3 separate regions of the Homo sapiens genome follow, and regions 1 and 3 are each linked to region 2. The links are chromatin contacts, found by Hi-C or POLR2A ChIA-PET in ENCODE. All regions are on one chromosome and are shown on one strand. The core of a region is the stretch at or near the end of the contact, and the rest is flanking DNA. Distances in the headings are between cores, read along the strand shown.

The links. A loop is a pair of places that touch in the nucleus more often than their neighbours do. ChIA-PET counts read pairs that join two places held with the same protein, here RNA polymerase II (POLR2A). Pooled maps may share reads with other maps.
Region 1: a map of heart left ventricle shows a loop between it and region 2 (5-fold over the local background). The contact joins two enhancer-like sites. A Hi-C loop is called at or near these places in 66 of 168 maps with a recorded cell type or tissue (A673, B cell, CD14-positive monocyte and 38 more), 31 of 37 single-sample maps with no recorded cell type and 47 of 50 pooled maps. POLR2A ChIA-PET finds 5 or more read pairs at or near these places in 6 of 52 experiments (AG04449, BJ, CD4-positive, alpha-beta T cell and 3 more).
Region 3: a map of pancreas shows a loop between it and region 2 (2.4-fold over the local background). The contact joins two enhancer-like sites. A Hi-C loop is called at or near these places in 61 of 168 maps with a recorded cell type or tissue (A673, B cell, CD14-positive monocyte and 38 more), 31 of 37 single-sample maps with no recorded cell type and 45 of 50 pooled maps. POLR2A ChIA-PET finds 5 or more read pairs at or near these places in 5 of 52 experiments (BJ, CD4-positive, alpha-beta T cell, CD4-positive, alpha-beta memory T cell and 2 more).

The regions. Positions count from the first base shown.
Region 1 is chr15:98,843,684-98,846,720 of GRCh38, forward strand. All of the region lies in intron 2 of IGF1R (insulin like growth factor 1 receptor), which reads left to right. LOC124903561 (a long non-coding RNA gene) reads right to left here. Exons shown (of 2, transcript XR_007064773.1): 1 at 1-3,037. Among named protein-coding and RNA genes, the nearest start is that of MIR4714, 61 kb to the left of the region's middle. Within about 2 kb of position 1,713, at least 2 of the 41 ENCODE cell types and tissues checked have a DNase peak (open chromatin) inside an H3K27ac peak, as active enhancers do.
Region 2 is chr15:98,523,739-98,526,660 of GRCh38, forward strand. No RefSeq gene overlaps it. Among named protein-coding and RNA genes, the nearest start is that of LINC02351, 100 kb to the left of the region's middle. Within about 2 kb of position 1,578, at least 4 of the 41 ENCODE cell types and tissues checked have a DNase peak (open chromatin) inside an H3K27ac peak, as active enhancers do; they include ovary, where a contact is called at or near this core.
Region 3 is chr15:98,864,561-98,867,583 of GRCh38, forward strand. The region is part of intron 2 of IGF1R (insulin like growth factor 1 receptor); the gene reads left to right. Among named protein-coding and RNA genes, the nearest start is that of MIR4714, 82 kb to the left of the region's middle. Within about 2 kb of position 1,576, at least 34 of the 41 ENCODE cell types and tissues checked have a DNase peak (open chromatin) inside an H3K27ac peak, as active enhancers do; they include ovary, where a contact is called at or near this core.

The sequences.
Region 1 (3,037 bases), core at 463-2,962, 320 kb after region 2:
CTTTCTTTTGTTTCCACTGAGCAATACGGAAGAAATTCACCGCTGGTTATAGGTCTTCAGTGCTTTCTTCAGAGTGGGATTGTTTTTTGTTTCACCATAAGTAGTAGTCTATTAAATTAACAGTTGCTAGAGAAGAAGCTGCATCTATATATGCAGTTCTCTTCTTGTCAAGCAGTATATTTTCACGATAGCAATGAAAAAATTCCATCCTCACCAGCCGCTGAAACATAGTAATACTGCAGAAATTCCTGTGAACTATGCGTTTGCTGCTTCCTTTTGTTTGTTTGTTTTCAGAGCAGATGGGCTTGTTTGCTTTTTGCTTAAACATTAATCAAAAATCAATTTATGGCTATGTAAGTGGCATTAGATAATTCTCATTCTGACTACAGTAAATAATATCTATTTGTTCATGTTAGATAAGTCTGGGCGGCAGTGGAATGTAAAATAGAATTACATGAGATATGACATATGGCTATGTGTTTTATAAATTAATGCTTTTATGCATGTGGGAGGAGAAGTAATTTAGCTTACTGACAAAAAGAAAAGCAAAGGAAATTCCAGAGAAAGAACAGGATACCAAGTCTAAATAAATTTGGAAGACAAAGAGAATATCATAGTTTAGTTCAATCTTTTAAACAAATTGTCACAATTTATACGTTGGGATAAGAGAACCATGAGAAAAGGTATATTCTAAGTCCTGAACATCTTTCTATACCCTGAAGATGTTTTTATAGCTCTTCTGCTGACTCCCTGCCAAAAAAACTATTTACGGTTTGGGGTAGGGGGCGTGTCATGCCATACAGCTAAATACACTTTTTTCCTAATCTAGGAGGCATGTCTACTTACAAATAAATTGCTTAAACTAGTTAGGCTTGTGTAAATGTAACTGACATTTCCTTGAGATCAGAAAAAGTTTTGCTGATTAACTATATTTGTGTGTGTGTGTGTGTGTGTGTATTTAGAGAGAAGGAGGGATTTTATAATTATTACAATTTGATTTGAAATGTCTAGAGAAAGTGAGAGATTATGGAAATTACCATAAATGCTCCCTTTTTCATAGATTTAGATCTGTTAATTGCAAGAAATCTTTTTTTAAGTGAATCAATGGGAACTTTTTATTTCTTCCCTAAGATTCATTTAGCCTTGAAAAGGCCAAAAGTTGAATGAAGCTTCTAAATGCCAATCTTTCCCTCCTTCTGTTAAAGAGTATGCTTCAACTATAATTACATTTGCATTGTTTAAAATATTAGTAATTCTACAGCCAGACCTCTGAGATAGCTGAGAAACCAAAAAGTGAAGTTCAAAGACATCATCAGGCACCCTCTCCACACACAACATACCAGGCCCACCAAGGAGTTTACATGAGTGTTTTTGCCTTGTTAGCCGTGGAACGACCTGGGCAGTACCCAAAACTTAGCAAACTCTTCTTGTACCTTGTATTCAGTAGACGGTCAGTAGCACCGAGAGTAGGGAGAAGAGTAAATATGTTTCTAATACTTTATTCAATGTATGTTGTTAACAGTGTAGACACTCTGACTTTCCTTGTGAATTGCGCCTCAGTATTTAGTTTTCATTTACCCTGGATCAGATAGGGCATGATAACCTTTGAGGGGCTTTGTGCATATGTAATTTGGAATCTGAGTCAGTCGGGCTGTGTCTCTCCCAACTTCCCTTCTCATATTCTTCTCTCTCCTCCTCCTCCCCTCCCTCCTCCTCGCCTCCCTCCTCCTCCCCCTCCCTCTTCCTCCCCTCCCTCCTCCTCCTCCCCTCCTTCCTTCTCCTGCCCCCTCCTCCTCCCTCCTCCTCCTTCCTTCTCCTCCTCCCTCCTCCTCCTTCCTCCTCCCCCTCCTTCCTCCTCCTCCCCCTCCTCTCTCCTCTTCTCTCGTTTCTCTTCTCTCTCTTCTTTCTCTCTTCTCTCTCTACCATTGCTGTCAGTTGAGATGGGCCTGTGCGGCACTTTGTTTGCAGTTGATTGGCAATCTTCTGTTCTACTACTGCATCTGAATCATCACTTGCTTCCACCAGTTCTCTGAATGTCTTACCTAGTGATCCTGGTGGGGAAATTACAGTGATTAGTGTTCCAATTCTTGTTTGCCCATAAGTGTTTCAAAGTAGTATTTTTAAAAACTCTTCTAAGACATTCTCTCTTCTCATAGTAGATGCAGTGAATCTTAAAGGTGCCCTAACTAAAATTTTTGTGCTATAAAATTGGCAGCTTTACAAAATAAAAGGTTCGAGATATGAGCCTGATCAAGGCTCTGCATTTGCAACAATATCCTTGGTTTGCCTGGCCCTGTTATATTTTGCTGTTGTGATATGACTCCTGCCAGTGCTATTTCCATTTAACCTTTGTTTTTCTAAAAGACAGTAATAATTTTTCATTTCTAGGGAGTCTCTGACATCAGCTAAAGGAAAGACACTTTTCTTTGACTGTATATACATTTCTCCCCATTTCATTAATATCAAAGTTGCTCTTTCAAATGGCTTATAAAATTTTAAAATTACACCAGTTGCATAAGCCTGCATAAAAAGCAGACTCCTACATAAGCTGACAATGCATTTGTACCGTGGTGTTGAGCAGTTTTAACATCCTCCGTGCCTCTGTGCTTCTGCTAGCTACTGCTCTGATAAAGTTATCAAGGTATCATTGGATGCATTGACCAGGATGAAGACACAACAGTATGGCCTTATTAAATTTGGAAATAATGAACAGACGAGTAGAGAATTTAGGAGCAATATAGGCAAGCTTAATAGGTCTTTACTTTGGGGCCTGTAACTCCAACTACATATGGAAGAATTTAAGTACAGGAAAAGTTAAGCTCTTTTCCCAGTAGTTCTGCTGACAAGTTGGGTGACTTCGGGATGGTTACCTCTTCATGATACCACACGGTGATGGTAACAGAGGCACTGTCCAGTCTCTGGTTCATGCACACTGGTCTTCTCAGGGGTCCCTGTATAGGTGACACAGTGGAGAACAGGGCAGTACTGCCAGACTCAGGGACCCAGTTCATCGAGAGGGGCAGTGTTTCTCTTATGC
Region 2 (2,922 bases), core at 328-2,827:
AAAGTAGCTTGGCGTGGTGCCAGGCGCCTGTAGTCCCAGCTACTCAGGAGGCCGAGGCAGGAGAATCGCTTGAGCCCGGGAGGCAGAGGGTGCAGTGAGTTGAGATTGCACCACTGCACTCTAGCCCGGGCGACAAGAGTGAAACTGTCTCAAAAAAAAAAAAAAAAATCCCAGGTCCCTCCTCTGCCGTACCCAGGGTGCCCTATGCCCTCCGCTGCAGAGCTCTCTCTGCCTGTCCATCCTCAAGGCCCATCTCAAATGCAGCCAGCTCTCTCCTGGAGCCCTAAAACACAAGGGCAAGGACTCTGGGGGACACTGAGTCCTGTGTTCAGCCCAGGATAGGATGAGCACATGTGGGCCACATCCTCTGTCTTGCCGGACTCCCTAACTCACAGCTCAACTCTGTCTCAGAGCAGTCACTCCCCAACTCACAACAACGAGAGGAGCTGGGGCATGCCGAGTACAACACAGCTTCCCTCCCCTCCCCAGCCCACCATGAAGACCCCTTCCCGTGCTTTTCCCATACAAAGCATTCAGTCCATTTGGGTGGTTGTTCAACTAAGCTCTCTGTTGAAACTGCTATTCATTTCAACTCACTGGGCAAGTGGCTTCCCACAAGTCTGAAAAAAGATTCACTGAACGTTCAAAGAAATTAAGAAAAACAAACTGGAGAGAGGGCTGCTTCCACCCTGGGGCCTGCACGCATGCTGCATGCTCCTCCCATGGAAACCAACTTCAATAGCGACCTTTCTCAAAACACACCCAGGAACTCCAGTGTTAAGGGGCAGGGACAGATCTGATCTTGATTTTTACTTTCTGTCGCTGGCCCTGTGTTCTGGGAAAGATGTTTGTCAGATCTGGACCACCCGTCTCCTACAGCAAGGTTGCAAGTTCAACGGAAGAGCATTGATTGACCAGCCCCAAGAAGATGCTGACCTTGGCCCTTTGTGAATTGACCTCCTGCCAGCGGAGTGCTAAGACACTGTGATCATTTGGATTTGCAGGGAGGGGGGCACCTCACCCAAGGCCGTCAGGTCTGAGGCCTGGGTGCTCAGGGTCCTGCCTGATTCTTGCAGGAAGCCTAGACTTGCTTGGCATCATTTCTGGTCACGTGTGATCAGGAGAAATGCAGTGAATGTTTTGCTCCTTCCACACCATGAAATCGTTTCCCCTACAGGTTATGCTGTGGGGGCTGTCACACTCCCTCAAAGAACTCAGTGGACTCTGTCCCAGGGCACCACTGCCCCAGAGCTCTAGTGCCTGGCCACCCAAGAGGCCACAGGGACAGGTCCCTGGGGGAGTGTTCTCAGCACTGAAGCCACCAGGATCAGCAGACACAGCCCAGCTCAATGATCCCGAGAGTGGGGGCAGCATCAGGCTCACCTCCGGAGAGCAGGGTCCCAGAGGCCACAAAAATTAACCCTCTCAGACCACAGCAAACTGGGGGAGAGCTTAATGCTCATAAAGTAACGTGGCACCCAGAGGCTTGGTTCCCTTTTAAAGATTGAAAGCAGGACGCAGTCCCCTGTTTCCCCAGGAAGAAGAGCCACAGAGCAGGCACCAGGGCCACCTCTCCTGGGCCGTCCCTCAACCCAGCCTGGGTGACTGGTGACAAGGGATGCCAGACTGAGGCCTGCAGCTCCAACCCACACCAAGGCCGCAGGCTGCCCAGCGTTTTTTGTTCAAATTTGTTCTCTTCCCTGAGGGATACTTCCCTCTCACACGGAGAATGTTTGGGTTGGCTTTCTGGAAAACTGGGTGGGAGTGAAAAATAGCTGCTTAAGGCATGAGGGGAGGGGGGATGCAACACTCACTAGGAAGAAAGATTCCCCTCCCCACCCCCAGGAGAAAGAAACCTCCCTCATTACCCAAGAGGAAGACCCCTCCATCTCCATCCCAGGAAGAATGAACACACACACACACACAATGAACACACACACACACAATGAACACACACACACACACCCACACACACACCCCTGCCCTGGGAGCAAGGAAGCGCCTCTCCCCCGCTCAGAACCCCCTCACTCCCCGAAAACCCGCAAGGCTGAGCTTTGGGAAGTAAACAAGTCCCGGCGCTTTACGCAGGCGCTGGGGGCCCAGCCAGGCCGCCACACTCGCTTCGCTGGTGACGGGAGGCACAGGCTTCCAGATGTGAAACGCTAACAGGCTGTAATGGCTTGAACTGAACAGGAAATATTTTTCCAAAGCCAAAAGAATGCAATCTTTTCAGTACAATGTAAAATGCTTTTATGAAAAAGGCACACAGTTAAAACGATAATTCACTGCAGACTGTAAAGAAACTGAAACCCCCAGCAAACCCCAAATTGAAGAATTCCCTTTAAGCATATGTTGACGTAGTTACCTTAAAAACAAACATAATGGTACGTCTTAAGGTGTCCTTTAGGGAAAATGCTTAAATCATTCAGAATCTTCGTATCAAAGCTTGGGTTCCCAGGGCTGCAGCAATAGATCCACTCCCTCGGTCACTGCCTGTCCCATCAGCCACGACCGCGGCTGGGTCAGCCACTGCTGATCAGTCCAGCAAGGCCTAATGTCCAAGGCCCTTCCTAGCACCTTTTGGTCCTTCCTATGTAAACTGCAAGGTCAACTAATGAAGACCTTGAACGGGATCAATGTTTTGCAATTAATCATTGATTTAGTATCACTAGCAAAATATTCTCTTCAAAGACTACCTTACCACAAAGGTTAGCAAAATCTTTTCAGTTTAACAAATGTAATTTGTATCATATGGGCCCATTATTTTAAGAAACATTACCGAAGACATTTTACATTTTACTAGCCTCACTCTTAGAAACTTGGACTTTGCCGAAAGCCACTACCTGGCAGCAACTATGAGGCAGTATGTCATGGGAAAAGCTGGCTGAAATCACTTGATTTTTTTTAGTAACGTGGGCTGTC
Region 3 (3,023 bases), core at 326-2,825, 340 kb after region 2:
TTAATTTTTCGTAGAGATGGGGTCTGTGTTGCCCAGGTCCCTCTTGAACTCCTGGCCTCAAGCTATCTTCTCCAGTCGGCCTCCCAAAGGGCTGTGATTACAGGCGGGAGCCACAGCGCTCAGCCTAAAAATAACTCTTTAGCCAAAAGAAAGTTTTAAAAAATTGTCTGTTGTATTCTTTGATTTTACTCTATGTGGTCTTTTCTATTATTTTTAAAATAAAAAAGATTTATACTCCTCAAGTGTAACATTTTATCAAATCTCATGCTTCTGTTTGATGAAACCGAATGGCTAAATTTTTTAAATATCATGCAATCCATCCCAGTTTGTAATTTTATTATGGCCCTCACACAAGAGCGTGCAAGCTATACTAAGCTTCCTGTGGCCCTCGTTTTTCCTCACTGATATTTGTAACTCATTCCAAATTAAATTTTAGGAGTCTGAAATGTAGCTGTTATATTTGGGAGATGTGAAGAAAAGAATCGTAGGCATCTCAGTAGGCTAGGTATCAGATCACACATGCTTGCTGGACCAAAGAGGACTCCTTACAGTAGGATACATGATTCTGAGTTAGTTTGTGTACTAAGTATATACTATATAGCTTTTGAAGGGGAGACGGGCACAGAATTCACAATATCATGCACTAAGGGTTATTTTGTGTTTGCAGTTTCCAGATGAATGTTTTAAAGTTGGCTGCAGAATACAGCGAGATAGGTAAAATCTATTTGAGTATTACTTACAGACCCCAAAGGATATCCCAAAGGATATGTTGGACTAATTCCTAAAATATCCTGTAAGTCATTGCAGGTACAGGCGTGGATCTGGGTTTGGAAACGCCGCCTGGATCGCTGGCTGGGCTCCTGCAGCCGCCAAGGAGGGGCTGGCTGGAGGTGGGGCTCGGCGTGCATAGCGGCCACGTGACTGCGCCCCGGCCACGCCCACCGTCCCTCACGTGGTCCCAGGCCACGCTGGGCTTCGGCATGTGCTAAAGTGGATAGAAAAGGGAGTGGGGCCCGGGCGTGGCTTTGTGGTTTGGGAAGATATGAACTCCTTGGGGTTTTTTTCTCTTTTAATTCTTTAATTTTGATATTTGGAAATGCGTAAAAGGTTTTTCATTTGTCCTTGACCACGTGGTCCAAACCTCAATTTCCCTAGCAGAACGCGGTTTCGATCACTGGTGGATCCGTCTCACAGCACCAGTCATGCTGCCTCGCTGGGAAGTGGAGGGCTCAGGATTCCCGTGGTTCACGATCCATTTTATGTTGGAAGGAAATCATTTTGAACTATCTCAGTACACACCCTAGTGTATCTTTAAACCTAATTGAGTGTTGATGGAAAATCTGCGGTCCGAGAACCGTAAGAAAAGGGGGCTCCCACCTCCCGCTCTGGGGTCGCCACTTGCCTCGCAGGCAGGAGGAGGCTCCCAGAGTAGATACAACTTGCCCGTCACCCGGATGGGTTGGTAGTGCACATATGCACGGGGCGCAGTTTAAAATGAAAGTAAAAGATGCAAATGTGTTTGCAAAAGAAAAATTAACATAGGATACGTGCGGGCGTTCTCAGTTGAACTCGGTCTTACTGTTCCACGCGAGCACCCCATGACTCAGAGCCCAAATCTCAGCGGAACAGCCCAGGACGCTCCTGCCGTCCACAGGAAGACGCCTCTGTCTCTGTCCCCCGCCGCCACCACACAGATGCACGTACTCTCTTCACTTCCGTGTACCCAGTAAATGCAGATCCTGATTTAAATCTGCAGCACGCTGCTTTCTTCCCATTGCATGTGGGAAGCTTCAGGTTCTCTTCGGTTTATTTTCTCATCACCTTTATTAAAATGCAGTAAAGCAAGGAGTATATTAATGCGGGCCTCTGCAAATAGAGGGAATTTATTGAAAAGCAGAATGGCTTGAAAGATTGAACTTCATCTTAAAAATCAGAAACAGACTCTTGTTATTAATAGCTTTAGAAACGAAAATCTAACTTCTGATAAATTATTTCAGAGGAGTGGTTCAAACGTGTAGTAGATAGCTCTGCCTGGTCATCAATTATAGTGACGTCCTTGCATCAGCTCCAGAAACTCAGAATATTCATGAGCTTTCCAGTCTGACTCAGACCTTCAGGAGCCATGAAATTTTCCTGTTGGGATGAGAGGAAGCGCTGGCGGTCGTTTCGGCAGCTTAATGAAACCAGAAATAGATAAGCACGAGTGAGGGGTGATGTCCGCTTGTTTGCTCCCATCATGTTGTTTTTAATGTGTGAAAGTGAAAGTTTTAAAAGTCATACTAAATGTGTGATCCTTTTTAGAATTCACTGGGTACGGGTACGTGGAGGAAGTGTTTTTGTTTTTGTGAATTTGTTTAAACAAATGACTGAGGCTTTGTTTTCCACTCTGTCTGGCCAAGCACCATTGCTACACTTTTTTAAATTCATGACATCCTGAGCAGTGAAGCTGTTCTTCAGCCCGCCTCTCCATTTGTGACTGGAAGACAAGGAGGCAGACACCAATGGCGCCTCTCACAATGGAGGTTTATTTTTTTTTAATCTAACGGAGGGATTGTAGATGGTGTAAAACTTCCTTGTGCCAGGAGAGAAAGGGGGAGAGAGAGAGAGAGAGAGAGAGAGAGAGAAATAACCCATTCTAAACAACTTTAGGAATAGATGATCCGTAGGCATCAACTTTGCGCAGCAACAAAAGCCACTTTCTGAACCTCGTTCTGTGAAGTTTTAAAACAAATTGGGTTTGTTTAATTAAAATATTTCTTAAAGGCAAAAAGCACTGAGCTAATTTTTAAGAATTTTAAGTTATATATTAATATGAGTAGTGATTTATAATTTTCTGTTGAAATACATAAATTCGAGAAGCCCCACCCCTACCACTTGCCAGTCTTGAGTCCCCACGGCTCCTTTGCCTAGGTCTAAAGTCACTGCTTGCACACTCCTGCCTTGCATATGCCTTGCCATCGTGTGGGCCTCTTGGCTGGAAGTGTTCTTGTCCTCCCGTTAGGTATCTTTTATGACGTGAATCC